Regions from separate parts of the Homo sapiens genome. Here all the other regions are linked to region 5. Evidence: chromatin loops called from intact Hi-C (ENCODE). Cell type or tissue: mammary epithelial cell. All regions are shown on one strand. Region 1 has its middle 6.1 kb from the start of CRB2. Region 2 has its middle 12 kb from the start of OR1J1. Region 3 holds the start of RC3H2 (ring finger and CCCH-type domains 2). Region 4 holds the start of ZBTB6 (zinc finger and BTB domain containing 6). Region 5 overlaps RABGAP1 (RAB GTPase activating protein 1). Region 6 holds the start of ZBTB26 (zinc finger and BTB domain containing 26). Region 7 overlaps RC3H2 (ring finger and CCCH-type domains 2).

Region 1 (4,000 bases), 360 kb before region 5:
TGAGACTCTGTCTCAGAAAAAAAAAAAAAAAAGAATACATAACGAAGGTAATTTAAGGTGATCCATTATTTCAAATTGTAAATGCTCCTGTTGAGTACACTATGCTAGCAGACACAATAAAGCAATGAGAAGTGTGTGCCTACACAGAACTCCACTGAAGGTGACAGCCACAGATGCACACCAATGTGGGGAAGGTCCCGTTGGCCGCTCAAATCCCATGAGAAGATCTGCCATGAAGTATGTAGTTTTTCAAAATGGTGGCGAATCTGGGTAAGGCTCCAAACAAGATAAGGCGCAATCTTCCTAAAATGTGCATGGAAGGCATAGTTCTGGCAAATCAGTCTTCGCTAAAAACCACGCAAAGATGCTCTCCGTTTCTATGCAAGCCAGACATGTGCTCTAATCTTAGACAATTACAGACAGGTGTTTTCCCTCTGCACGCGTGCCTGGTGGGAAATGCAAAATCAAATGGCACATGGGCCAACCCTTCATGATGTGGACTGTTCCCAACATCACAGGGTGTTTGGCATCCCAGGCCCCATCCACTAACTCACAGTAGTACCCCCCAGTCATCATGATAACTGAAAGCACCCCACAAATGCCCAAAACGATGCCCAGGAGGCCCCTGGGTTCTACACCAATTGCCAGAGGGATTTTTTTCAAATCTCAACTGTGTCTCTTGCCTGGTGACCCCCAGTTGCACGAAGGCCAAGTCTAAATTCCTGAGACTCATGCCCAGAACGCTTCATAACTCAGTCCCTGGCACAAACACAGATCAATATCCTCAGCCCCCAGCTCCTCTGCCCACCTCTCTACCGTTCAGCGTCTCTCCCTCTGCCCCTACTAAAATCTCTCTCTCTCTCTCTCACACATACACACACACATGCACACACACCCCTGGGCCAGTGGCCAGGTTTTGCCCACAAGTCTTTGATGCCAGGGTCTGCTCCCTGGAATGCCCACCCCGCCCCCACCTGACTGAGTGCCTCTTGACACTGCACTGATCCTTGAAGACTCCAACTCTGGCATCATCTCCTCAGAGAAGACTTCTCTGCTCCTCCCCCAACCCCCAGGCTTCGTCGGGGCCTCTTCTAGGCTCCGACAGACCCCTGGGCTTCCCGTAAGGCCCCCAGCACTGATCCTGCCCTGTTCTCCTCACCAGTGTAGGCATCCGTACCCATCCTAAGGCAGGCATGTGGTAGGATGATGAATACACAGATGAGACTCACTCAGCCCTCACCACTGGGGAGCTCATGTCTAGAGGAACAGACTCAAGGACAAGGCAGAGAGGGGCTGGCTTAGAGCCCAGTGGGAAGCCCAAGAGAAGGCCAGCTGCAAAAGGGCAATTCCCCAGGGGAGGTACCACCATGGAGTAAGAACAGGAGTTTCCAAGTGGAGAAGAGGCAGAAGGCATACCTGGCTGAAAACCAAGGATGGTCCAAGGTCAGGTGTGAGAGAGGGCATTGTACCTTCAGGAACTGCAGACAGGTCATTATTACCCGGGGTCAGGATGCAAAATGGCAATGATTAGAAGTGAGGCTGGTGGGTCGGCAGAGGACAGATGGCACAGTCTTTGTAAGGTGCTAAGGATTTGGACTGTGTCCTGAGGGCACTGGGGAGCCATAGAAGAGGTGAAAGAAGGGGAACGACGTGGCCAGGTTTGCATGTGGCAGAGTTCCCTCTGGGAAGAGTGAAAGCTGCACTGAAGGAGTGCATGCGTTGAAATCACCCAGGGAAAGGCCACGAAGCTTGAATCAGGACGGGGTTGGGTGGAGTCACAGAGAGCAGGAGTGGGCATTTGGGCATCAGGAACAATAGAATTTGGTGTCCGCTGGGGTTGAAACAAGGGAAATAGCCCTAGTGTATCCCCAGGATCTCAGCTTGGTGAACCCCCAGGAGTGAGGGTAGAGACTGGGGGCTGGCAAAACAGCTTGGGGAGGGTGGCCAGGACAAACAACCCCCAGTCCTCCCCTGGATGAAGGTTAGACTGTAGGCCCCTTTTCAGACACTAGAGGGAGCTCCAGGATAGGCCCAGGCTCCCCTCTCCAACCAGCTTAGCTTCCACCCGCTCTGGGAGGGGGATAGAACCCAGCTCACCGTTCAGATGTAGGTCCTGGGGGTCCTATCGGAGCCTCGCCCAAGTCCAGTGGCCTCACTGTCTCTGGGCCACCTCCTCCTTCAGGCACCGAATTGGCAGTGGAGAGGGGTCTTTTTGAGGCGGGAGCAGGCGGAGGCAGACTTTAGGAACTGCAGACAAGTACAGCCAGGCTGGGCCCTTCTAACCCTGTTCCCGCCCCCTGCCCCTACGGGAGAAGGGGAGTGACTCACCCAAGGTCGCATGGACAGAGCACCCCAGGTGGGATGGAATGGACTCTTGAGCGGAAAGAGCACAGCAGCCCTTCCAAACCCCTTCCTGAGCCTTCCTACAAAAACCGAGGTAAGGGGGGATTCCCGTGAGCCACCCCCCGCCCCAGAATCCTGGGACACCTTTACCCCGCAGGAATGTTCTGGGGTTGGGATTAACAGCAGCTTCGTGGGTGGGGCCCGAGCGTGAATGGCTGCCACATTTTTTAAAATTTATTTTTCTTTTATTTAGAAACAGGGTCTCTGCTGCCACCCAAGCTGGAATGCGGTGGCATGATCTTGGCTCACTGCAGGTTCAACTTCCCAGGCTCAAGGGATCCTCCTGCCTCAGCCTCCCAGGCAGTTGGGACTACAGGTGTGTGCCACCATGCCCAGCTAATTTTTTCATTTTTATTTTTTTAGAGATGGGGTCTTGCTGTGTTGTCCAGGTCAGTCTCAAACCCCTGGATTCAAGTGATCCTCCTACCTTGGCCTCCCAGTGTTGGGATTACAGGAAGGGGCCACCACCCTCGGACTGGCTGCCATATTTCAATGGTGTTCTGTACTTTCTGGAGATGCACCTATTTTGCTGTGATGCTGAGGTACAGGGGGATAGGACCTTCTGGGGTCACCCAGAGAACCGTGGCAGAGCTAAGGCTCAAACTGAGACCTCTAACTCCCAGCCCAGGACTCTCCCCAGCAATGATTTCATGGAAGGGGTTAAACTCGGTCTGTGTCTGGAGTCAAAGCTAAATGTCTCAGGTCAGGACTCAGTCTGCAGCTGAAGTCAGGGCTTAGTCTGAGTCCAGGATCAGGGCTCAGTCAGCCCAGGGTCAGGGCTCAGGACAGTTTGAAGCTGGAGGCAGTTGCTTCTGATGGAGATGCCATCTGAGTCCTCACCCTGGGTTCGGGTCTTCCGGCCACTGAAGCTAAAGCTGGACAGGACATCATCCATTCATTCATAATGCATTAATTCACTCGCCAAGTGTTTATTAAACACCTCCTGTGTGCTGGGCAACATGGTAGGTGCTGAGATTACTAGGGAGAACCAGATTGCCCGTCCTTGGGGAGCTCACAGTCAGACCTGATCCTCCTCAGAGCATCCAGAGGGGGAAGGATGGAGAGGAGTTAGCCAGAGGAAATGAGGGGAGAGATGGGAGTCAGGAGAGCAGCATTCCAGGACAAGGGAATATCCCTGGACAGAGGCTGGAGGCAGGGGAGGCTGGCAGAGACACGGATAGAAGGGGACAGAGGGTGGCAAGGCTGCGGTGCAGAGAGCAGGGAGGCAGCTGGAGAGGAGGGGGCCACTGGGAGTCCACGGCCACCAGAGAGGAGGGGATCCTGGGAAGAATCTCCGCAGGGCAGTGTCATGGCAGCTTGGCATTTGGGAAGGATCACCCCAGCTGCAGAGCAGGGAGTGACAGGATGACAATTTTAGGGAAAGTGACTGGCATCTCTACTTGTCTAAATGGCACAGTCTTTTAACATTTTATGAAAACAAGAAATGAATAACAAACGGAGACACCGAAACAGGAAACCCTTTTCCTATTAAATCTGATGGAAAGAGCAAGCCCAAGCCCAAATCCTGCCAAAAGGATTTTACAACCTGCAAGGAGACATGCCCGCGACGTGGCAGAGCTCCCCGGAAGCTGCCTTC
Region 2 (4,000 bases), 530 kb after region 5:
ATAGGTTAATCTGGATTTTAATAAGAGGTACACTATGAATTTTGAAAATATCAGTGAATGATTTTGCCTTTAAAGAGACAGGTATTTGATTCAGCACTAAATGAGTGACATTATTTTTGTTTTCTGAACAGGGAATGACATAACAAATGACAGAATTGGGGGAGTCTGTTGAGTGAGGACAGTTTAGTTTATCAAATTCTAAAATTATTTCCCCCTCTTGGGAAAAAGAAATTTTAGCATGGTATTTTTCAAAAAAATCACATCCAAGGTGGTGGAGCGGGGCAGAATTAACAAGCAAAAGGTGTGGGTGTCTTGGAGAGAAGACCAAGATGGAAAGAAATGGGCTGTGAAACAAAAGTAGTCAGTGGCTTTTTGGAAACTCACCATTTGTAATCTTTTTATTACTCTGAGGCAGGGGCTGACTGAGGCTAGGGGGATTAAGGATGAAAAATATTGCTGTGGCATCAATGAGCACAGTTAAGACCACACTCCCAGCCGGATGTGGTGGCTCATGCCTGTAATCCCAGCACTTTGGGAGGCCAAGGCAGGTGGCTTATGAGGTCTGGAGTTCGAGACCAGTTGTTTGAAGCCCAACAAGGTGAAACCCCGTCTCTACTAAAAATACAAAAAAATTAGCTGGGCATGGTCGTGGGCACCTGTAATCCCAGCTACTCAGGAGGCTGAGCCAGGAGAATCGCTTGAACCCAGGAGGCAGAGGTTGCTGTGTGCCGAGATCGCACCACTGCACTCCAGCCTGGGAGATAAGAGAGAAACTCTGTCCCCCGCCAAAAAAAAAACACTCCTAATTTGAAGGATCATTTCACTCAGAAAATTAAGTGGGAGAAGTGGGAAAATCCCCCATAAGTCCTTGGAGCCCCTTCACTGAAAGTGGTCTCAGATGGGAGAAGAGATGGGGGAGTTGGGAATGAAATTCCCCCTTTCTCTTGCAGCAATCTCTCTTCCAGCCATCTGGAACGTTGGCACAGCCCAGGGAGTCTCTGCCTAGTGTTATGTCTGGGAGCCTCAGTTTGCTGTAATTGTAACATTACGAATGTTAGTGGTTTTTAGTACTGTCCTCAGGGGTGCAGGCAAGGTGATTTGCCAGATTAACCAAATCAGAAGTGGACATAGTTTTCCATTCCATGTGTACTCTTTTGACAAGCTGAGAAAGTTCTTGAGAAAGGCCATTTGCAAACTTAGAATTACAGCCTACTTGAGTAGATTCGGCATCCATAGGTAATCCAGAATTTTCTACAAATACAACCCGGAGCCAACTGTAATAGTCGTAATCTGGTTCATTAGGTTTTGGGTACAGTCTTGGATTTTATTCATCTCAGGTTTCAGGAAAAGCCTCAAGAATAGCCTCATGAAGTTTTGTTGTTTTTGTTTGTTTGTCTGCTTGCTTGCTCACTGTGCTTCAGGCTCTGTCATAGTCTTTTGGGGTATTCTTGCCTAAAGCCCTCTCAGGGTCACATCAAGGAGCCTGGGCCATTCAATATTGGGCCTGGCCTTCACAAAAAGTATATGAACCAACTGGCACAGGTAAGAAAAACCTGGATGATAAGTCGAAATTATAATACTGTGTTAATTTTATCAGCAAATTTGAAAGGTCTCCATGACCTTTGGGAATTCTGCGGCAATGGCTTAAAGTTCAGCCTTGCTCCAAGGAACAAAAGAAATTTAGGATTTAGAGGAATCATCAGTGAATTTAACTTTCAAGGGACAGGTTTTAACAGGACCAGGTTCAGGGGTAGTGGGAGCTGAGGAATCCAGAGGGAAAGGTAATTCACTCAAAGAAGAAATAGAGAGAAGGAACAGGGGAAAGAGAAGAGGAGGTCTCCTCCAACGAGGAACAAGTCTGGGATCCTCAAGCCTTGTCCTTCCTTAACTATTTGTTTGTCTCAGTTAATTTTGACATGGTATCTCATAAGGAGGCAATTGTAGAATCCTGAATGTACTTAGAAGCTTTGAGATACCAATTAAAGTATGTTTCCCATTCAGATTGCTTAATATTAGGACCACAGTCTTCTAATTTTGTTCTAACAAAACAAGTTTGGGGAGCTCAAATGCCCCCCAGTATGACCATTGAGGATCCAAATTAGTTTGGGTGTGCTATAGCTATTGATTTAAAATTGTACACAAGACAAAGGACCATAATTTTTAAAACATAGAGCCTGCAGGGGTCCCAGGAGGATTATAATTACGTGCTTTAGGATTTTGGGATCCCATTCTGCTTATTAATCTCTTGAGAGCAAAAGAAAAGCCCGAAGAGCAGAGCCCTGTCAGGGAATGATAGGCGTTTGGACTGGTGTTTTGTTTTACAGTGTGCCTGGCACCGGATTTTTGTTTTACTTGGCAAGCAATCTGCACTCTCATTGCCTGTCCCATGAGCAAGTTTTCCCCAGACGCGCAAAATTTTTCTTGAGACTGGCAGGCCCCCTAGTGGTAATTTGGCTGTTTGTGCACTAGTTTATCCTGACAAGAGATTTTTTTTCTTCGGATACTGACATCCCTCATAGAATGGTGGCAATTGCCCTAATGGCTTTTAAACGGCCAACTCGTGCCTACCTTTTGAGAAAGTAAATTTTTCTTTCAAAAGATGTTTAGAAATAGAGGAAGAAAAGAATCAAGCAGCAAATGAAAGTATAAGCATACACAAACAAGTCAGAACAAAACTGAAACCAAAAGTGCACTTACCAGGACCAGAAAGACAAACTGTCTTTCTAAAAGAAATAACTTTCCAAAAAAGACAAAAAGTCTTATATAGTCCCAAAAAGGATGCAAGGCATCTTAACCCAATCAGATCCTGAATAAGTCAATAGGGAGCTGCTACCAAAGGGAGGGAACGCAATCTGAGAGATGATTTACCTGGGCAGAAGAAAGATGATCCATGGAAGCTTAGATTGCCAAGGGCTCAATTGTGGTTACCTACCCAGTTCCTCACCCAGTTCCAAGAGTCACCAATCTTTTCCAAAGGTACTCTCACTTCAAGTGTACTTCCAATAGAGGGAAAATGGCGGATAGGAGGCAAAACTAACTTGCAGCCCCCACTAGGTCGGACAGAGTGGCATGTGTAGACACACACCATGAACTTTTGCTCTAAGAACTGCCACAAGAACATACCAGGAAAGCTGAAAGAATCCACAGACCCTTTGAGGGAGGTGGATTGCTGCTGCAGGCTCTGTGGGACAACTGAGGAACTGTGAGTTTGCTTGCTTTCTCAGCTGAGAGGCTTGGAGCCTGCAGAACATTCTCAGCCCTGCTCACCGGCTACCTAGAAATAAACTCGCTGCTGCTGGCGGGCGGTGGGGGCGGGGGAGCACCTTGGGAGTGAGACCAGCCTTTCAGGCTGTGGGCTGCATGGGATCTGGGTGAGACCTGTGACTGCCGGCTTTCCCCCACTTCCCTAGTGACCTGTGTGACACAGCAGAAGCAACCATAATTCCCCTGGGAACATAACTCCATTGGCCTGGGAACCACACTCCCAGCCCCCACAGCAGCCACAGCAAGCCTCACCAAAGGCGAGCCTGAGCTCAGACATGCCTAACCCTGCCCCTACCTGATGGTCTTTCTCTAGCTGACCTGGTAGCCAAAGACAAAGGACATAATCCCTTGAGAGCCCTATGGCCCCACCCCCTGCCTAATCTTCCCTATACTGATGTGCTGATGTGCTAATGTAGCTCATGTGCTCTTGAAAGCGCCACCTCCTGGCTGGAGGTCCACACAAAACCAGCACACTTAACAAAAATACAACCAAGGACCCTCACAGAGTCCACTTCACTCCCCTGCTACCTCCATTGGAGCAGGTGCTGGTTATCTGTGGCGGAGAGACCTGAAGAGGGATCACATCACAGGATTCTGCAGACACTCCCCTATACCAGCCCAGAGCCCAGTAGCTTCACTGGGTGGCTAGATTGAGAAGAGAAACAACAGTCACTGCAGTTTGGCTCTCAGGAGGCTCTATCTCAGGGGGAAAGGAGAGAGCACCACATCAAGGGAG
Region 3 (4,000 bases), 87 kb after region 5:
TATCTATATATGTGTATATATATTTATATGTATGTATATATGTATATATGTGCATATATGTATATATGTGTGTATATATATATATACACAGTAGGGTGGAAAACAAATATGTACATGTAAATTACCTATCACTGTCCAGTTGAAATTACTGAAACAATTATTGGTTGTTAACAGTTCTCTAGGCCTGGCATATGTTTCATAAAGAGAAGAGAACGAAAAAGATAATGTGTGGAAGAAACGTCTTCGATGTGGCCAATGAATCTTTTTTCAAAAACACTGATTTTTGCCTGTCATTCAGACAAATATAATAGGTAATAACTATATATTTTGTTAAAACTGTAGAAGCAACCTTTCCATATTCTAATTTATCGTAGGTTTACTTCGATATTTTTGTTGTTGGGCATCTGATTTCACATTGGAAAGTGCCTTGAGTTTAATTACAAGTCATGGTCATTTTTTTTCTTCTTTTTTTTGTTGAGACGGAGTCTGGCACTGCCCCCCCGCCTGGCTGTAGTGCAATGGCGCGGTCTCGGCTCACTGCAACCTCCGTCTCCCGGGTTCAAGTGATTCTCCTGCCTCAGCCCCCCGAGTAGCTGGGATTACAGGTGCCCGCCACCACACCCGGCTAATTTTTGTATTTTTAGTAGAGCCAGGGTTTCACTATGTTGGCCAGACTGGTCTCTAACTTCTGACCTGGCGGTCCACCCGCTTCGGCCTCCCAAAGTGCTGGTATTACAGGCATCAGCCACCGCGCCCGGCGTCATGGTCATTTTCTAGCCTACATTCTTTAGTTTCTCATCAGTAACAAGGGGTACATTGTATCTGTCTTCTAGGATCACTTTGCTAATTAAATGAAATGTAAATAAAACTAAAATATTTAAAATTAAATATCACCTAACACAGGACCTGCCTGACACATACTAAGTAGTTTATAAATGTTAATTCTGATATCCCTATTCCAAGTCTGTTTCATCTATAAATTATAAACTGTAAGAATAATTCTTACCTTAGTTCGCTGTGTAAAAAGCTTCAACAAATATTTGAGATATGATGCCAGAATTTGTGCTTAAATTTTTTATTTTTGCCAGCTTTTGAGGAGCTCAGAGCTTTCTTCCCCCCCTCCCCCCCCCACTTTGGACTCTTTGTCTAGAAACAGAGTTTTCTCTTTAATAAAGAAGTGAGATGTGGAAGTGCCTGCCAAATACATGTTTTCTTCTTGTTTTTGTAATGGGGAGATTACTTGACATCTTTGTAAAGGGATTGAGGGATCCTGTCGGCATGTCATCACAGGAGTGTGAAGAAGAATGTGACACAGATGTATCAGATTCTGCTCAATGGATTCCACGCTTTTCACGAAGGGAGTTAAGACACTCGCTCAAACCAGCGTCTAGGAAGCCGGCTCAAGGCGCAGATGAATGTGCAGGGAATTTCCCATCAATCCCTTCGGCTTGCCTAGTCCTTCTCACAGTACCTCCCACAGTGCTCCGGGGCTCCCTTGTCACGTGATCGGGGTGGATCCGCTGAGGCAGAGGGAAGTTGATTCGCAGTTTGGGTGGCTGGGGCTACTACGCTTTCCTTCCAACTCCCGACTCCCGGGCTTGCGTAATCTCGCGTTAAGTGGGGAGTAACTTCTCGCGAGAGCTAGATCGGGATCCCTCCAGGTCCGCCTCCGTGGTGAGGAGGAGGAGGAGGAGGAGGCGGAGGTGGAGGGAGGAGGAGGAGGCCCCGTCGCGGCCTTCGCCGCCGCCAACGGGGCTGTCCCTGTAGCTCCCGATGGAGTTTGAGGTCGTGAAACCTCCGCCGAGCTCTGCCCCGGCGAGACGAGGCGCCTCCGTCGCCAAGCCGCGCCGTCGCGGGGCTCCCGGGAGCGGCCCTTAGCGACCCCGCCCGGGCCCCCTCAGGTAGGGCGGGGGCGGGCACGATGCGGCTCGGGCCCCAGCCCGGGTGCCTGGTCCCCGGCGGTCGGGCGGGAGACCAGTCTCAGCCCTGGGGCCTGTGCGCTGTCGCCCCTGGTGCCTCGAGGGTTGGGAACTGAGGGCCGCACCTGACACTCGGATGGAACCCGGGCCCTGCGGAGGCCCCTCTCTCTGGTAGGGCTTTTTCGATGCGGAGCGACCGGCTCAAATGGCCACCTTCCTTCGACACTGGCCGAGCGGACGCCTCTGACCCCTAACGAACCCACCCAAGCAAAGGCCCGGCTTCACTCTCCCTTTTCTACACCAGTTAGTAAGGGGGTTTGGAAGAGGTCCTCGAAACCAAGTCTTCTCCTAGCTTTTCAGCTTTCTGCCCTGGGGCTTCCCGAGACCCTAGCGTAGAGGGTGGTGGAGGCGATCTGAGTGGTAAATAGGAACCCCGGCCAAACAATGCCCTGGGAGGGCTTAACCTCCCAGGATGGGGACGGCCGGACCTGAGTGGTTGCACAGGGGTTGTGGCTAGGAGCAATGGCATGAAACACAGCCAGGAAATTCTGCTATGGCTTTCTTCTTTCCCTCTCTCATTTTTCCTTTTTGGTGTAGCCTCTTGAGGAGACTCTTCCACCATCTTAGAAGAATGGTAGAAAGCATCTTTGTTTCCCAGAGAAGCAGCTGTACTTTTTTCTATCCTTAGCTTTCAGGATGGGAGAAGATGAGGGTAGCTGTCATTTCCATCCTTCAAATCCCAAGGCAGCCGTTTAAGATACCGGCAGATAAATCCTTCACACCAAAATTGACTCAAGTAATCACTGGCATAAAGTAAATCTAATCCAGTGATTTATTTATATTTTCATAACCCTTGGGTTCCCTTTTTAATTCCTCCTCTCCCCTTACCCACGGCCTTCCTTTTTTTCATTTCTACTCTCCCCCTACCCATTGTGGGTGGGTGAGTTTGTATCCCAAATAAAGTGCTTTAAGTAATCTTTTTTCCAATTTTGTATTGGCCAAACTTTTAAGTTCCAGTAGGAACTTTTGGTTAACCTGAGAAAGCTAACGTTGCTATACCACAGTGGTATAAAGTCACTCAAAAGCAAAGAAACAAATGTTAGCCAGTGCAGCCTTTTAATGGTTAAACATACAAACTTAGTTAAAAGCTTTTTACGATATTAAGAATATTAATAGATTCTCCTTTTTAAAAAACCTTTTAGCTGTCTAAAAAGCTATACCACTGTTGTAGCTTCACATGCCTTTCTTACGTTGTTTACTTCCACGTTCAATTTTTGAAGAAATAGAGGTCGTTACATCCTGTTAAAGACTGCTTTTCAATATTGACATTTTCGTTGATTTGGAGATTAATGTTTTCAAAATTTTAGAGTTTGGAAAATTGCTAGGAGGACAGAATGTGAAACATATTCTAGTTACGTTTAGAAAAAGCAGATGTTATAATTCAAACAGGCACTTGTTCTATGAGGATTTAATTACACTCGTGTTCATTAGTGGATCCTTTGAGTTACCCCTGATCTGTTATTTCTGTTGTGGTAACCTGACATGTAAGAAGACTTACGTCCTTTGTTCATATATTTTTGTTAAATCATACTCTGCTTTTGTAATTTGCTGTCTTCCACTTTGAAAAAACCAAAAATTTGCATTTTGGCAAAGCATTCTTCTTTACACTCAGGATTTTATATTCAAAAGTTGAACTTCTACATTGTTTGCAATAGCTAAGAACGCTAAAAAAAACTTCATAACAAGGTTTTAGTAACTACTTACTGTTTAGTTTGTACCGTGTTGAAGTTTCACTTTTTAGTGATGGAAAAAGGAAGCATGGGTAAAATAAAGCTAGCTGAAAATTAAAAATAAGTTCATGTTTTGCATCCAGTCTCATGAATGTTATGATCAGCGTCTCTAATTTTACTAAAGCTTTAAGTGTAAGTGTGAGTTTTACCTCAATTTCCTGATAAAAGTTCTAAGTATTACTTTATAATTTAAATATTCTAGAGTTGCACTGTCCAGTACTAGCCAGTGGCCACATGTGACAGTTGAAGATTTGAAATGTGGCTTCTGTGAATTGAGATGTGCTTTAGGTG
Region 4 (4,000 bases), 80 kb after region 5:
GGTTGGGGCCATCTCCTGATGGGGCATTATCTAGGCAATCTCGAATACGGATCTTTATGATAGTTTCTGCTCTGCCACCTTTCAAGTTGTAGGTGGCCCCAATAAGGAGAGGAATCGTCCCAGAATAATCCATAAAAGGTCTGGTTACTCTGACAGACGTGCCGTAACCGAACCTCAAACCCCGTCTCCAATTCGGATGTTCAGGAGGACTCACAAAAGGAAATGGCTCGGCTGGGCGCGGTGGCTCAACCCGGTAATCCCAGCATTTAGGGAGGCCGAGGCGGGCGGATCTCCTGAGGTCAGGAGTTCGATACCAGCCTAGCCAACATGGTGAAACCCCGTCTCTACTAAAAATACAAAAATGAGCCGGGCGTGGTGGCGGGCGCCTGTAATCTCAGCTACTTGGGAGGCTGCGGAGCGAGAGTCGCTTGAACCCGGGAGGCGAAGGTTGCAGTGAGCCGAAATCGCGCCATTGCACTCCAGCCTGGGCAACAAGAGCGAAACTCCGTCTTAAAAAAAAAAAGGGATGGTGGGGGAAAACGGCTCGAGTGCCGAAACTGGGACAAGAGAGATGGGGCTTGCCGGCATTCAGGAGCCTTTCTGTCATTCCAAGAGGGGGGAAGTGAGGAAGGAAGACCGTCTCAGAATGTCCTTCCGGGGCGCCTAGAGGGCCCCAGTAAAGAATAAAGCTGGTTGGCACCGGATGTGTTTTCTTCCAGGCTAAGTCCATCTTCCGGCTTGGGCAGACGCTGCCGCGGAATCCTTGACTCTAGTTTTCTGAGTCGGTGAGTGAGTGCAAAGTAGATTCCTCAGGTGGAGGGTGCCTGAGGAAGAGGAGGAGGAGGAGGAGGACAGCTGGGCTCGGCCCCGGAGTGGCTAATCTTGTGCTGCAACCACTGGGCCGACAGGGCCTTGGCCCTTCGCAGGGTTGCCTCCAGAATACCTGTGTGCTGAACCTGGCATCCGGTTTCAGTTCAGCAGATGTTCCCTGAGCTCCTCCTGCTCTGTGTGGGCCCCTGAGCTCGGTGCAGGAACACAGATGCATCAGGCACCATCTCGCGGTGCTCAGAGAGCAGCTGACTCTCTCTGGTTGAAACGGGAGGTGGAGTCATATTAGTTTTACTTGATTTGGGCTTAAAGGAGCCTAATCACTAGCTGAAAAAAGGAACTGGAAACGCGAATGTAAGAAATGTGTATTCGTGTCTTTTTGTCTGGGTAATGATGGAAAAATTTAGTATTGAACGAGGTTCGAGTATGAAAAAGAGAATAGAAGGTGATAAAGCCATAAAGATGGGTTAGAGCCAAATCGTGATGGGTCTCGTATTCTTTCCTAAGAAATCTGGACTGTCCCGGAGGTAGAGAAGAACGATAGAAGATTTAAAGCAGAAAAGGGAAATTAAAAATAAAATAAAATAAGGGTTGTTAATCCTGGTGGCACTCAGGCGGGTAATCTGGCATACAGAAGAGTGTGGTATAAAGAAGACCTGTTGGAAGACATTGCAGTTGTCCAGGTGAACCGGAAGGAGGACCTGTTGTAGTGGTGGGGAGTAGGAAGTTTGGAGATTACGTTAAAGTTGCTAATTGGATATATTATGTTAAATCAACTTTTTGGTGGTCACAGTGCTTATATTGGATATTCAAAATTGATAGATTGTTCTTGACCACAAGGCACACAACATTTAGCAAAAGAAACAAGCTAGAAACTGTTCACTACAATTCATTGTAATGAATGTTGTAACAAAGTTATGAAAAATGTGCTATGAGATCATAGAGAAGTGCATTATAAAGTTCTCGTTTTGAGATGGTGGCATAAAGGTTCATAACACCTACATTAGACTTTGAGTCTTCTTCTTCCTAATTCAGGTTTGGGGTTTTTCGTTTGTTTTCACCATTACAGCATGGGAAAGCATTCCCTATCCTTATTACATCAATGTTTGTGTTTTATTTTGCTTAGATTGTGATCATGGCTGCTGAGTCTGATGTTCTGCATTTCCAGTTTGAACAGCAAGGAGATGTGGTCTTGCAGAAAATGAATCTTTTGAGACAGCAGAATTTATTTTGTGATGTATCAATTTACATTAATGACACTGAGTTCCAGGGGCACAAGGTGATTTTGGCTGCTTGCTCCACTTTTATGAGAGATCAGTTTTTACTCACACAGTCAAAACATGTCAGAATCACCATCTTACAGAGTGCAGAAGTTGGCAGAAAATTGTTACTGTCTTGCTATACTGGAGCACTTGAAGTTAAAAGGAAAGAGCTTTTGAAATACTTGACTGCTGCCAGTTACCTTCAGATGGTTCACATTGTGGAAAAGTGCACAGAAGCTTTGTCAAAGTATCTGGAAATTGATCTTTCTATGAAAAACAACAACCAACACACTGACCTGTGTCAGTCTTCTGATCCTGATGTTAAGAATGAAGATGAAAATTCTGATAAAGACTGTGAGATAATTGAAATTTCAGAAGATAGTCCTGTAAACATAGATTTCCATGTTAAAGAAGAGGAAAGCAATGCTTTGCAGTCTACAGTAGAGAGTCTGACATCAGAGAGAAAGGAAATGAAGTCACCAGAGCTGTCTACAGTAGACATAGGTTTTAAAGACAATGAAATTTGTATCCTTCATGTAGAATCCATCAGTACAGCTGGTGTCGAAAATGGGCAGTTTTCACAGCCTTGTACCTCTTCAAAAGCAAGCATGTATTTCTCTGAAACACAGCATTCATTGATCAATTCTACAGTTGAGAGCAGAGTGGCTGAAGTTCCTGGGAATCAAGATCAGGGCTTATTTTGTGAGAATACTGAAGGAAGTTATGGTACAGTGAGTGAGATTCAGAATCTGGAGGAAGGTTATTCACTGAGGCACCAGTGCCCCAGGTGTCCTCGAGGCTTTCTTCATGTTGAAAACTATCTGCGCCACCTTAAAATGCATAAACTATTCTTATGCTTACAGTGCGGAAAAACATTTACACAGAAGAAAAATCTCAACCGACACATCCGAGGACACATGGGCATACGGCCCTTTCAGTGTACTGTGTGCTTGAAGACATTTACTGCCAAAAGCACACTTCAGGACCACTTGAACATACACAGTGGGGATCGGCCATACAAATGCCACTGTTGTGATATGGATTTCAAGCACAAGTCTGCTCTCAAAAAGCACTTAACCTCTGTCCATGGCAGAAGCAGTGGTGAAAAACTATCTAGGCCTGATCTCAAAAGGCAAAGTCTACTATAATTATAATCACAGACTTGTTATATAAAGTTTGTATTATTCTATTACGCAAGTCTTTCTGTAGAGATGCAGCATTTGTAATATTTCATCCCCCCAATCTTTGTTTCTTATATTTTGTCGGCTTACACATAATCATTCTTTCTGAACTTCTAACAGTTCCAAAGTTATGGGAGGCACAGTAAAGCTGATGGGATTCTGTCTCATCTCATACCTTACATATAAGTCTCAGTAGTATCCCTAGAGAAATAGTGTTCCTCTCTTATATATTCTTGATTCTAGTGACAAAGGATCCAGCAGTATTTGCAGATTCCGATTTGGAGTCTCTAGGTAATTGATTTAAGTATAAAATCCAATCATATAAAAACTTTAATGAATTAGGATAACAAGAAGAGAAAATAAAGGTAAAAACACTATTACCTGTTTCTAGTCACTTTAGAACAGATGGCACTAAAAAAATTTTTTTTTAACTTTTTACCAGCTGTTCTTGGATTCCAAACTAAACACCAAGATACTTTTCATTTTAAAATGTATAAAGTAACAATTCAGATTCACTTGGGAATAGCAGAATTTTTTTATACAGGGTTAATAATCCTTAAAATACTTTTATTTCCATGCCTTATTAGTATACATACTTAAGAAATGGTTCATTGGGCCCGAGTTTCTTGATTTTATTTAATACAATCGGATTTAATAATTTTGTGGCCAGTAAAATTATACCATTGGCATGAAGCTGTGAAAAATGAGAAATTCTACCTTTACCAGGGA
Region 5 (4,000 bases):
CGAGGCAGGTGGATCATTTGAGGTCAGGAGTTTGAGACCAGCCTGGCCAACATGGTAAAACCCTGTCTCTATTGAAAATACAAAAATTAGCCGGGCGTGGCAGCACATGTCTGTAATCCCAGCTACTTAGGAGGCTGAGGCAGGAGAATCACTTGAACCTGGGAGGCAGAGGTTGCAGTGAGCCGAGACTGCGCCACTGTACGCCAGCGTGGGTGACAGAGCGAGACTCCGTCTCAAAAAGAAAAAAAAGTGTGAGACCCTGTCTCAACAACAAACAAACAAATGCTCAGTTTTCCCATGGGCAAAATGGAGAAGCAGGTTTCTAATCATAATAATTTAAAAATTGGCCAGGCATGGTGGCTCACGCCTGTAATCCCAGCAATTTGGGAGGCTGAGGCAGGTGGATCACCTGAGGTCAGGAGTTCGAGACCAGCCTGGCCAACATGGTGAAACCCCGTCTCTACTAAAAGTACAAAAAGTAGCCAGGCGTGGCGGTGGGCACCTATAATTCCAGCTACTCGGGAGGTTGAAGCAGTAGAATCACTTGAACCCGGGAGAAGGAGGTTGCAATGAGCCAAGATCACGCCATTGCACTCCAGCCTGAGTGACAAGAGGAAAAACTCCGTCTCAAAATAATAATAATAATAATTTAAAAATTATACTTTTTCAGAAATGAGAAGAGCATTAATTATTCTCATCATACTTTGTCTATATTTATGTTAAAGTAAAACCACAGTAAATCTTGTGTTATACACAAATATGAGTTGGACAGGGGATAAGTAATATCCATAAACCAACATGTTTTAGTACTCTATTCAACACTTAATTTCTACTTTTAAAATTTGCTATTAATATTATACACAGTATGTTGGAGAACATTCATAATAATAATTCTTTGAAAACCTCAATGATTATTTCTGCAGATAAATTTCCATACATATTACAGAATTACTGGATAAGAGGAACTACCTTTGACAAGTTTAAATCTGACAAACCAAGGTATATTTTGCTAGGATTTCATACATCTAAAGTACTGTTGTGTTAACCTAATATATTTAGGTATAATAATTATTTTGGTATAATAATTATTTAGGTATAATATTTAGATAAAATAAATATTTAGGTATAATAGTAAGTATATAATAGGTTTTATATAATAATAGGTATATAACTATTACATAATTTATATGTATAATATATAATTATTATTATACCTAAATAATATATATTAACCTAATATATTTAGGTATATTGATCATTATACTTAAATAATATATTTAAGTTAACATAACAGTATTTATTATAAACCAGAAATTCAGCAAAGCCATGTAGCAAAAGGAGAACAAAGTCCTAACAAATGTGAAAAGCAAATCTGACCATCCAGGGATTTTCTGTAATAGCACTTTGTCAGTATTAACAAATAGAACAGAGATGTTTATGATCATTCTACCTTGAATATGCCTGATTTCAGAAGGAAGGGAAGTTATACTGATACTTCTGAGGGATCTTAATCTTTCCTATTTAATAATTAGAATTTACAGACCAAAACTACATAAATATTTTCAATAAAGAAAAAAAGGCCAGGCATGGTGAATCATGCCTATAATCCCAGCACTCTGGGAGGCCCAGGTAAATGGATCACTTGAGGCCGGGAGTTTGAGACCAGCCTGGCCAACACGGCGAAACCCTGTCTCTACTGAAAAATAGAAAAAATTAGCCCGGTATGGTGGCAGATGCTTGTAATCCCAGCTACTCAGGAGGCTGAGGCATGAGAATTGCTTGAACCTGGGAGACAGAGGTTGCGGTGAACCGTGATCGTGCCACTACATTCCAGCCTTGGTGACAGAGCAAGGCTCTGTCTCAAAAAAAAAAGAAAGAAAATATATTTAGTTTAAAGGTTGCTTAACAAGGTAAAAAACTACTTAAAATTATACAGATTATAATTTTCACTTTGCAGGGCAGGAAGGTACATTGCAGGAAGGACTACCTCACAGCATTGCTTTGAGAATAGAAATAGTCAGGAATGGTTGGCTCATGCCTGTAATCCCAACACTTTGACAAGCTGAGACTATCACTTGAGACCACGAGTTCAAGACCAACCTGGGCAATGTGGCAAGACCCCATCTCTAGAAAAACTTAAAAAAAAATTAGCCAGACATAGTGGCATGCATCCGTGGTCCCAGCTACTCAGGAGGGCGAGGTGGGAGGACTGCTTGAGACCAGAAGGCTGAGGCTGCAGTGAGTCATGTTTGTACCATTGCATTCAAGCCTGAGCAACAGCGTGAGGCGTATCTCAAAAAAAAAAAAAAAAGAGAGAGAGAGAATAGAAATCTATCTAATTAGAAAGCATAGAGCACAATGAGTCATACTTTACTCCTCAAAGTTTAAGCTGCACTGTACACTAAATTGGCCACCAGATGGCATGACAATTCCAAAGTCTGAAGAAAGACTAAAAATTATCAGTTTTTCTAATAATCTAATAAACCAATCACTGTGCTTAATTTAAAAGCAAAATATTAGAAATATTCATATTTTTATATAACTTCATTTTACCAATTTAATGAGGTAGTCATGGAGGAAACAGACTTCTACATGCAATTACTGATTATAATACAATCATTTTGGGACATGGGCTGTAATTTTAAAAACATCAAGTCATCTTGCAACCATAAAATTTTAAAGTGAGAAAGGGTTTTAGAGTCTAGCCACCTCATTTAATAAATGAGGAAACTACTGACAGATGTAAAGAAACTTGGAAATGGGGACACTGTTAATAGTAACAATAATTAAACTAAAGCTAAGTTTTGACTTCTATTCCATGGTTCTTTCCACCACTCAAAGGATTATCATTATATTTAAAAATTAAAATCAGTCACTTCTAACCCTACAAAAGATTAGACTTCAGACACAGACCTTATTTCTCCCCTTCCAATGTATGCAGATAACTTTACTGGGAAAACTTGACTTGAAAAGGCTTAAGATTTTTAGATTATTAATATAAGTAAATCAACCAACTAAAACAAGCAAATACAATCAGCAAAACAAATATAGCTACAAATCCAGCTGACTAAGCTTTGGCCATATATATATATATATATATATATATATATATATATATATTTTTTTTTTTTTTTTTTTTTTTTTTTTGAGACGGAGTTTCGTTCTCGTTGCCCAGGCTGGAGTGCAGTGGCAGGATCTCGGCTCACTGCAACCTCTGCCTGCCGGGTTCAAGCGATTCTCCTGCCTCAGCCTCCCAAGTAGCTGGGATTACAGGCACCCACCACCACGCCCGGCTAATTTTGTATTTTTAGTAGAGACAAGGTTTCTCCATGTTGGTCAGGCTCATCTCGAACTCCCGACCTCAGGTGATCCGTCCGCCTCAGCCACCCAAAGAGCTGGGATTACAGGTGTGAGCCACAGCGCCTGGCGGTTTGGCCATATTTTTGTGAGCAGTTAGCCACTTGGTATCTGACTAAAAGAAGGTAGCAACATGTTCCCAATATGACAATTTTTTTAATTGCTTTAAAATTCTTCAAACTTTGCCTCTGTTAAATTTATGTATTTATATGCCTTTATCATCCAGATTTTTTTTAAAAGCCCTCCCTTTAAAAGCCATCATTTTATGGTATGAAAGTTATAATCTGACCTAGAATTTCCCCTGAACCACAGCATGTTAATACATGAATAAAATAAGATTCCCTACCTAAAATAACCTTTACCATCATCTTCTTTTATTTCTAAAGACACAGAGAAGGTAAAGATGTCACTGTCAGGAGTCTGGGGTGCAGCAGTGGCTGAAAGTGGGGTCTGCTTGGCAGAACGGCGGAAGGCAGTGGCAAAACTGTAAAGTATCCGGCTTACCTACAACCAGACATGTTAGGAAATGGGCTGTTATCAAAAGATATAAAATACCTTTATTAAGGCTGGAAGATTACCTACTTTGGAGGGCAATAATTATCTTTATCCCACTTATTTCTTTTGGTAAATTACCTAATTTGTT
Region 6 (4,000 bases), 60 kb after region 5:
CTTCAGCCTGGGCGACAGAGCAAGACTCTGTCACAGAAAATAATAATAATTTACAAAAAGTAGCTGGGCATGGTGGCAGGCGCCCATAATCCCAGCTACTCCAGAGCTGAGGCAGGAGAATCACTTGAACCCGGGAGGCGAAGGTGGCAGTGAGCTGAGATGGCACCACTGCACTCCAGCCTGGGTGACACAGTGAGACTCCCTCGCAAATAATAATAATAATAATAATAATAATAATTTAATGAAAAAAGATATAACATGCAAATAGTTACTGAAAAAGAGCTGATGTAGTTATACTACCATTAGACAAAATAGATTTTAAAATTTGAAAAGGTTATAAGAGACAAAGACATTATATATTAATAAAAGGCTCATTACAACAAGATTATATAAAAATTATAGGCATTTACCTCGCTAGGAACAGACTCTCAAAATACATGAAGCAAAAATGGACAGAATTAAAAGGAGAAATAAACAGTTCTACAATAATAGTGGGAGACTACAATACCCCATTTTCAGTAACGGGGAGAAGAATCAGATAGAAGATAAGTGAGGAAATAGAGGAACTAAGCATCATAATAAACCAGCTATACTTAAAAGACATATACAGAACATTCCACCCAGCAAGAGCAGAATACACATTCTTCTCTAAAGCACATGAGGTATTCACCAGACTGTATGCCACAATTCAAGTTTCATAATATTTTACAAGATAGATATCATACAAAGTATCTTCTCGGACCACACAGATGAAGTTATAAATTAATAACAGAAGGAAAACTGGAAAAGTCACAAATATCTGAAAGTTAAACAACACTCTTAACAACTGGGTCAAAGAAGAAATCAAGGTCAGGCACGGTGGCTCACACCTGTAATCCCAGCACTTTGGGAGGCCAAGGCGGGTGGATCACCTGAGGTCGGGAGTTCGACACCAGCCTGACCAACACGGAGAAACCACGTCTCCATATCTCTAAATATCAAATTAGCCCGGTGTGGTGGCGCATGCCTGTAATCCCAGCTACTTTAGAGACGGAGGCAGGAGAACCGCTTGAACCCAGGAGGCGGAGGTTGCGGTGAGCCGAGATCACACCATTGCACTCCAGCCTGGGCAACAAGAGCGAAACTCCATCTCAAAAAAAAGAAAAAAAAAGAAGAAGAAATCAAAAGGGAAATTAGAAAATACTTAGAAATGAATGAAAATAACACAACATACAAAAACTTATGAGCTGTAGTGAAAACAGTGATCAAAGTGAAATGTATAGTTGTAAATAACTACATTAAAAAGAGGGAAAGGCTGGGAGCAGTGGCTCACACATGTAATCCCAGCACTTTGGGAGGCTGAGGAGGGTGGATCACTTTAACTCCAGAGTTCAAGACCATCAAGTTTTACACTTACAAATGATTAAAGTAATAAACATTACGCATGTTTTACCTCAATAAAAAGCCCCTCACCACCACCAAAAACGAAAAGAATGGTCAAAAACCAGTAAACTGGATTGGCAAGGAAAAGAACTCTAGAAGGATCCTCAAGTTTTCCGGTCTGGATAGGAGATGAGATGAACTTGAGATCATTAAAAGGTACTTTCACATCAGGACAGCTGGAGATCTCGTCCATGTAGCTGCCTGGGTTGTGAATGGTCAGCATGAAGTAGGTAACGGAAGCCATGGGAGTGCAAGAGTTTGCCCTAGGAAGAACTCCAAGGCAAGAACCCTGAAAAACACATCCAAAAGTGAGGGGAGAGCTTTCTGCTCTTCGGGCTCCCGCGCGACGAGTCTACACCCCTAGGCTAAAAAGACTTACCAAAGTTTAAGTGCAGAGGAGCCCTTCAGGCCCAAGGAGGCAGCGGACCGTCTAGGCCCAGCTACAGAAGAGCCGCTGAGACGGGGGTCCCGAGCAGCGGGTCCCTGCGAGGCGCACAGGGCCTGAGCCACAGACGCTTACGAGCTAAGGCACCTCGGGGTAGTAGGCAGTGAAGCTAGTGCCCAGAGTACGGTGCCCTCCGTCTGCGCCCCGCCCACAACGCAGAAATTCCCTCTCGGGGCCCCTGTTGTCCTCCGAGCCTTCCGATTGGCGGAGAGGACCATGGGACCTGGAAGTTGTCTTTGTCCGGCCAGGGCTGCCCTTCCGGTTCCGTTGGGTCCCCCTTTGGCTCGGGTTCCTTGCCCCTCCCCCTTCCCGGAGCCCCGAGGGGCCGGAGCTCCTGGCGGTGCCGGATCCTGACGGCGGCCTTCCCCCGGGTCTGTAAGTGCGGAGACGGCCGGAGCGGCGGGCTGGGGTGCGGGGTGTCTCAAAATGGAACCCCCCTGGGGCCCTGGATCAACCGGGACCTGCACTGGGATGGGAGCCGAGAGGCTGGCCTAGGCCCCTGGGGACTTGAGGAGCCCTTGGCCCGGCCCACGCTGCGCCCCGCCCCTTTCCCTTCCCTGTGACTGGAGTGGGGAGCCTGAGGATGCCCCTGGGACCGCCTCATAGGACCCCAGCTGAGGGCCCAGCAGTTGGCTTGGGGGCCTGACTCTGGCATCTTATAAGAAGTGCCAGAGGTGAGGCCCTAAGAAAACGAGCCTCGGGAGCCAGCCCAAGACCAGGCATTCAGTGCCAGTCTTTGAGAACCACTGTGAGTGCTAGGTTACCCTTTTGCTGGGGTTTTCCCCTATTTGGCCACTGGTCGCAGCACCTTTTATATTACTGGCGCTATACCAGACACTGGAGATTGGCAAGATATTGTTCCAGTTTTCGGGATTAAGTTTGGGAGCCAGATCTGAACAAATAAGTACTCCTATGTGTATATATATGTATGTATGTATCAGTCACATATGTGTTAATTGCTCAAGGGGCCGTTGCTGAGAAGGCTTTAGAAAGAAAGTGATGTCTGAATTGTACTTGGAGAGAGTAAAGTGTTGAAGAGTTTTTCAGGGAAGACAGTTGCAATACTGTGGAGAAATGACTGAGCATAACTTGTGTGGGAAGAGGAGGAAATGGGGGGACTCCTATGCACAGAATGGATATGAGACTGGGAAAGTCGACCGAGGTCCAGATGGTGAATGGTGTAATCCTAAAGGAGATGGGTAGTTTTTTGAAGAGTTCGGAACAGAATATTGATATGGTCAGATTTGCACTGCAGGAAATCATTTTGTTCTGTAGAAAGCCCATAGAGAAGGGACTTTCTATTAACTGCATTTAGACATTTAGCTAAAAGTTAGGAACGCTTATCGGAGATTCTTTTGAAGGGGTAATGGGATCAGCCTAGTGAGAGGCAAAAAATTCCTGAAATAAGTTATAATGGTGTCATTGGTAAGGAGACAAATATACTGGAGATGATTATGTCAAGACTCCATAATTAACTGAATGCTGAAGAAGTGTGAGGGACCAAATCTAATTCTTAGGTTTTAGACCTCTGAGCTGAAGGATGGTAATGCCATTATCAGAAATAAAGCCATAAGCTTAGTGTAGATTATGAATTCATTTTTTGGACATGTTGAATTAAAGGTCTAATGAGACAGACACATAGAGCTGTCCAGCATGGAGTTGGAAATGCAAATCTTTAGCTCAGCCTAAACATTGTAGCTAGAGGTAAAAGTTTGAGTTATCAGCATAGAAGTGGAAACCATGGCAATAGCTGGCATCAGGAAGAGAATTTTGAAAAATAAGGAAATTTGGGGGGGGAGGGTAATGCTTGCATTTATGAAGCAGAAAGAGGAATTGGAGCTAGTAGTAGTCAGCAGTAGGCAATAAAGTGTAGGAGTGCAGGGTTACAGCAAGCAAGAAGACCCAGAAATCAAGAGAAGGGAATTTCGAGGAGAGACCACTGGATCAATTCATGCAGAGCATCTGGAGACTTGGGGGAGGGGAGAGTATTGCATTTCTTTATGAAGAGGTCATTAGTGACCTTTTAAAAAGCAATTTAGTACAGTGATGAGGTGATACTCTATGAAATATTAGGTACCTCAGCTGGTTTGGTGTTAAATGGGAATAAGGATAGGACACATTTAAAGCATTTCA
Region 7 (4,000 bases), 93 kb after region 5:
TAACTATAAATATTCATAGCAATTTAGACTTACATAGACTCAAATAAGTTGCATAAAATGTATTAGTATAGGTCTAGAAGTTTTGCAAATTAATATGTAGTCTTAGTGCTCCATGGTTCATTTATATGCTCTTTAAATTATAAAAACTATAGGATATTTACCATTTTTGGTAGTTACAAAAATATTTTCTAGGTAAATGTTTACAAAGTGCCTGTTTTGAAGGAATGAAGTTTCTTCTATGTTTTAGGTAAAATTTTATATTGATTTATCTTAATTAAGGAATCTAGGATTTACTGATAATATTACTGAAGAAAAACATATTTGGAAAATCAAAGCGTTTCTTACATCTGATCGTATAAGGGAAGTTTAGTTGATAATTTACTGTCAGAAAGCTAGACTCTGACACAGAGAAGAAAATTTGGTAGAGTTATTGCCAAAATTTTGGCAGTGTTTTACCTTTATATCTTAAAGGTATTAATTCAATTTGTGGTAGAAATTAAACTTCTCAGTATTAATTATGTTAAAACCTCTGATGTTTCTATGCTGAAACACACTAAGGACTATTGTAACATAAAACTATACTAAGGACTATTGTAACATAAAACTATTAAGTGTGCTCTGGTATAGTTTGAAACAGTTTAAAACTGTGTAGTAGGTGACAATATGAAAGATAGCATTTTTCTGTATGGTTGAAACTCCCCCACCCCAAGCCCCACACTTATGTGCTTTAATATAAAGCATTTCAGAAAGGCTTTGGAAAACTAAGGAAAAGGTATTTGCTCTTATTTTGTACTACCAGGTGGCCTGTGATACCCTAACCCACAGAATTAACATTTCCAAACAGGTGGCCATTATGAAAAACTACACGCAGTGTCCTGTTTTCATAAATATTTAATCAGTTCAAGTTATTAACTATATTAGGGCTTTCAGTAGATTTAAGATGAAATTCATTCTTCCTCAAAGGCCTTTTCTTGTATAACTCTGCAAACCAGAAAACTGGATGTTAAAAATGTTCAGTAGTTTTAGGGAGTGATATATTCATCTGCTCAGTGCTTATCTCTAAAGTTGGAAGGAAACTAATTGGTTTTTAGATTGATGGCATTAATAGATGTGGTAATTTGAGGATGAAAGTTGTAAAATTATAACTTGGAAGATTTGGTTACTTTAAAGATAACGATATTAGATAATTTGCATTAGAGCTGTTTGAGAAAGTTTGTATAGGGGTGCTTTTTACATAGCAAGCCCTGTAATTCATTTTTACCAAGATTTTTTTTAATCTCTGTTTTTGTGAATATAAAAGCGCAGGGCCGGGCGCGGTGGCTCACGCCTGCAATCCCAGCACTTTGGGAGGCTGAGGTGGGCAGATCACCTGAGGTCAGGAGTTCAAGACCAGCCTGGCCAACATGGAGAAACCCTGTCTCTACAAAAATTAGCCAGGCATGATGGTGGGTGCCGTCCCAGTTACTTGGGAGGCCAAGGCGGGAGAATCACTTGAACCTGGGAGGCAGAGGTTGCAGTGAGCCAAGATCACACCATTGCACTCCAGTCTGGGCGACAGAGGGAGACTCTGTCTCTGAAAAAAAAAAAAAAAAAAAAAAAAAAAACACAATAAAGGCTAATAGAATTTTTTTGTATGTTGGCATAATTGAGAATACTTTCTGTTATATATTTTTTCTCTTTGAATGTGACTACATTTTTAAACATCTAATTTCTGTGGAACTAATATATTTGGGTTGGTAAACATTCCTGTGAAATAAAGTATTAGTTGTTTGATTGCCCTAAATACCTAGATTTCTTGTTCACCAGAGAGCTTTTGTCAGACTTATGTTAAGTCTTGAATTGGAAGATAAAGAAATTCTGGGAAGTTTAGTGTGTTCAAATTAGTATCGTTTTGCTACTAAATCTTTTACTTTACTAAACTTATGGAACTTTTTTTTTTTTTTTTGAGATTAAGTTTCGCTCTTTTTGTCCAGGCTGGAGTGCGATGACGTGATCTCGGCTCACTGCAATCTCCGCCTTCCACATTCAAGTGATTCTCCTGCCTCAGCCTCCCTAGTAGCTGGAATTACAGGCATGTGCCACCACGTCTGGCTAATTTTGTATTTTTAGTAGAGACAGGGTTTATCCATGTTGGTCAGGCTGTTCTCAAGCTCCTGACCTCAGGTGATCCTCCCACCTCGGCCTCTCAAAGTGCTGGGATTATAGGTGTGAGCCACCACGCCCAGCAGGAACATTTTGATCTCAGAAATAAGAAAAATTCTCTCACTGTTTTTTTCTATGTGCCTTTTCAGTTTTTAATCATGCATATATAACTTTTTAGAATAATGTTTTATTCTTCTGTGTCTTCCTCATTGGACTTTACAGTTTTTGGTTATATATATCAATCGCTAAATAATGTAGTTTTATCAGAAGTATTGTATTGAACAATACAAGATATTTAAGACAATTTTTTTGTTTTACTTTGGCACTGTATGTTGTGGTCAGCATTAGTCTTTCATTTATGAACAAACAGCTCTCTTAATCATCTCTCAGTCATCACAGTCTTCTCTTATATGTTGATTTTCAGTGCCTCATTTTGCTTCCTAGCCAAGTCTTGTCAGAGATTTCCTCTTTCAGGTGGCAAAGCTGTTTTCTTCACACTTGAGTCTCTACAATATTGTTTGGATCAGTAGTTTCCAAAGTTCATTAACTCCTGGCCATACTTTATTATGTTTTGGGGTACTGGTTATCCAAGGGAAACACTTTTTTAAACAACAAAACAAAAAAACCGCCCAGCAGTCCAAAGTAATTTGTGTTCCTAAAAATGGAATATGGAAAGTTAATTTGCTTGTTTGATGTGGTCGTTGAGAAAAATACATAAAAGCTTTGATGTTTATTATGTGAGCAACCAATATAAATACAGTTTAGTTGAAAGGAACACTATTAAGGTATTGTTTCCAGGCAGAATTTCAGAAATGTAATTAATTCAGCAAATAGGTTTTTTAAAAAAGACATCCAAAGGTTATAAAATTATTTAGAAGTATTTTAGGTCTGAAGCTGTAATAGTTGACTTAAGCAATTAACTCTTCAAAGGTGAATGATGAATATGTGGTTAATTCATACTTTTGTCCATTTCTAGCTTACAAAACACTACACAGCAAAATAATGATCTGCTAGACTGCTAACCCGAGCATCCAGCTTCCACAATGCCTGTGCAGGCAGCTCAATGGACAGAATTTCTGTCCTGTCCAATCTGCTATAATGAATTTGATGAGAATGTGCACAAACCCATCAGTTTAGGTTGTTCACACACTGTTTGCAAGACCTGCTTGAATAAACTTCATCGAAAAGCTTGTCCTTTTGACCAGACTGCCATCAACACAGATATTGATGTACTTCCTGTCAACTTCGCACTTCTCCAGTTAGTTGGAGCCCAGGTAAGCATTCAAGATTTTACTATAGGTTGGTGCAAAAATAATCACTATTTTTGCCATTATTTTAACGGCTTGTCCAGCCTGCAGGCTACATGTGGCCCAGGACATCTTTGAATGCGGCCCAACACAAATTCATAAACTTCCTTAAAACATTGTGAGATTTTTTTTGTGATTTATGTTTATGTTTTTAGCTCATCAGCTATCGTTAGTGTTAGTGTATCTTATGTGGCCTTTTTTTTTTTTTTTTTTTTTTTTTTAGACAGAGTCTCACTCTGTCACCCAGGCTGGTGTGCAGTGGCGTGATCTGGGCTCACTGCAACCTCCACCTCCTGGGTTCAAGCGATTCTCCTGCTTCAGCCTCCCAAGTAGCTGGGACTATAGGCCCACATCACCATACCCAGCTAATTTTTTTTGTATTTTTAGTAGAGACGGGGTTTCACTATGTTGGCCAGGCTGGTCTGGAGCTCCTGACGTCAGGTGATCCGCCCACCTCAGCCTCCCAGGGTGCTAGGACTACAGGTGTGAGCCACTGCACCCAGCCATCTTATGTGGCTTTAATGGCAAAAACTGCAATTACTTTTGCAGCA

What was found. A loop is a pair of places that touch in the nucleus more often than their neighbours do. Peaks named below come from ENCODE experiments on the same cell type or tissue, not always from the same donor. Only the 100,000 strongest peaks of a DNase experiment are listed, where the experiment ranks them.
Region 1: a loop joins it to region 5, with 13 times the contacts of the local background. A loop is called at or near these places in 19 of 110 quality-filtered maps.
Region 2: it touches region 5 in a loop (13-fold over the local background); 31 of 110 quality-filtered maps call a loop at or near these places.
Region 3: it touches region 5 in a loop (6-fold over the local background); 44 of 110 quality-filtered maps call a loop at or near these places.
Region 4: it touches region 5 in a loop (8-fold over the local background); 43 of 110 quality-filtered maps call a loop at or near these places.
Region 6: it touches region 5 in a loop (4-fold over the local background); 27 of 110 quality-filtered maps call a loop at or near these places.
Region 7: a loop joins it to region 5, with 10 times the contacts of the local background. A loop is called at or near these places in 39 of 110 quality-filtered maps.

What each region holds. Positions count from the first base shown.
Region 1 is chr9:123,348,057-123,352,056 of GRCh38, reverse strand. No RefSeq gene overlaps it. Among named protein-coding and RNA genes, the nearest start is that of CRB2, 6.1 kb to the left of the region's middle. RefSeq lists enhancers at 1,830-2,329, 2,330-2,831. In mammary epithelial cell, a CTCF peak has its summit at 2,014 (motif pointing right); no DNase peak of the experiment used is centred here.
Region 2 is chr9:122,463,618-122,467,617 of GRCh38, reverse strand. It overlaps a transcript of OR1J2 not described here. Among named protein-coding and RNA genes, the nearest start is that of OR1J1, 12 kb to the left of the region's middle. RefSeq lists a silencer at 2,326-2,375 and an enhancer at 3,367-3,868. In mammary epithelial cell, CTCF peaks have their summits at 2,434 (motif pointing left) and 3,707 (motif pointing left); a DNase peak (open chromatin) is centred at 2,397; H3K4me3 peaks cover 1,388 bases.
Region 3 is chr9:122,903,011-122,907,010 of GRCh38, reverse strand. RC3H2 (ring finger and CCCH-type domains 2) reads left to right here and starts at 1,652. Exons shown (of 21, transcript NM_001100588.3): 1 at 1,652-1,901. RefSeq lists a silencer at 1,548-2,197. In mammary epithelial cell, no CTCF peak of the experiment used is centred here; a DNase peak (open chromatin) is centred at 1,560; H3K4me3 peaks cover 2,626 bases; H3K27ac peaks cover 3,066 bases.
Region 4 is chr9:122,910,036-122,914,035 of GRCh38, reverse strand. ZBTB6 (zinc finger and BTB domain containing 6) reads left to right here and starts at 713. Exons shown (of 2, transcript NM_006626.6): 1 at 713-785; 2 at 1,955-4,000. The coding sequence starts at 1,964. The coding sequence ends at 3,238. RefSeq lists enhancers at 649-878, 889-998. In mammary epithelial cell, a CTCF peak has its summit at 1,532; DNase peaks (open chromatin) are centred at 695 and 955; H3K4me3 peaks cover 1,883 bases; H3K27ac peaks cover 2,500 bases.
Region 5 is chr9:122,989,917-122,993,916 of GRCh38, reverse strand. RABGAP1 (RAB GTPase activating protein 1) reads right to left here. Exons shown (of 26, transcript NM_012197.4): 6 at 3,704-3,861. Among named protein-coding and RNA genes, the nearest start is that of GPR21, 42 kb to the left of the region's middle. In mammary epithelial cell, a CTCF peak has its summit at 2,412 (motif pointing right); a DNase peak (open chromatin) is centred at 2,296; H3K27ac peaks cover 317 bases.
Region 6 is chr9:122,929,679-122,933,678 of GRCh38, reverse strand. ZBTB26 (zinc finger and BTB domain containing 26) reads left to right here and starts at 2,167. Exons shown (of 2, transcript NM_020924.4): 1 at 2,167-2,242. It also overlaps a transcript of RABGAP1 not described here. RefSeq lists a silencer at 2,056-2,395. In mammary epithelial cell, no CTCF peak of the experiment used is centred here; a DNase peak (open chromatin) is centred at 2,058; H3K4me3 peaks cover 2,436 bases; H3K27ac peaks cover 1,954 bases.
Region 7 is chr9:122,896,695-122,900,694 of GRCh38, reverse strand. It overlaps RC3H2 (ring finger and CCCH-type domains 2), which reads left to right. Exons shown (of 21, transcript NM_001100588.3): 2 at 3,119-3,416. The coding sequence starts at 3,186. Among named protein-coding and RNA genes, the nearest start is that of RC3H2, 6.7 kb to the left of the region's middle. In mammary epithelial cell, no CTCF peak of the experiment used is centred here; no DNase peak of the experiment used is centred here; H3K27ac peaks cover 535 bases.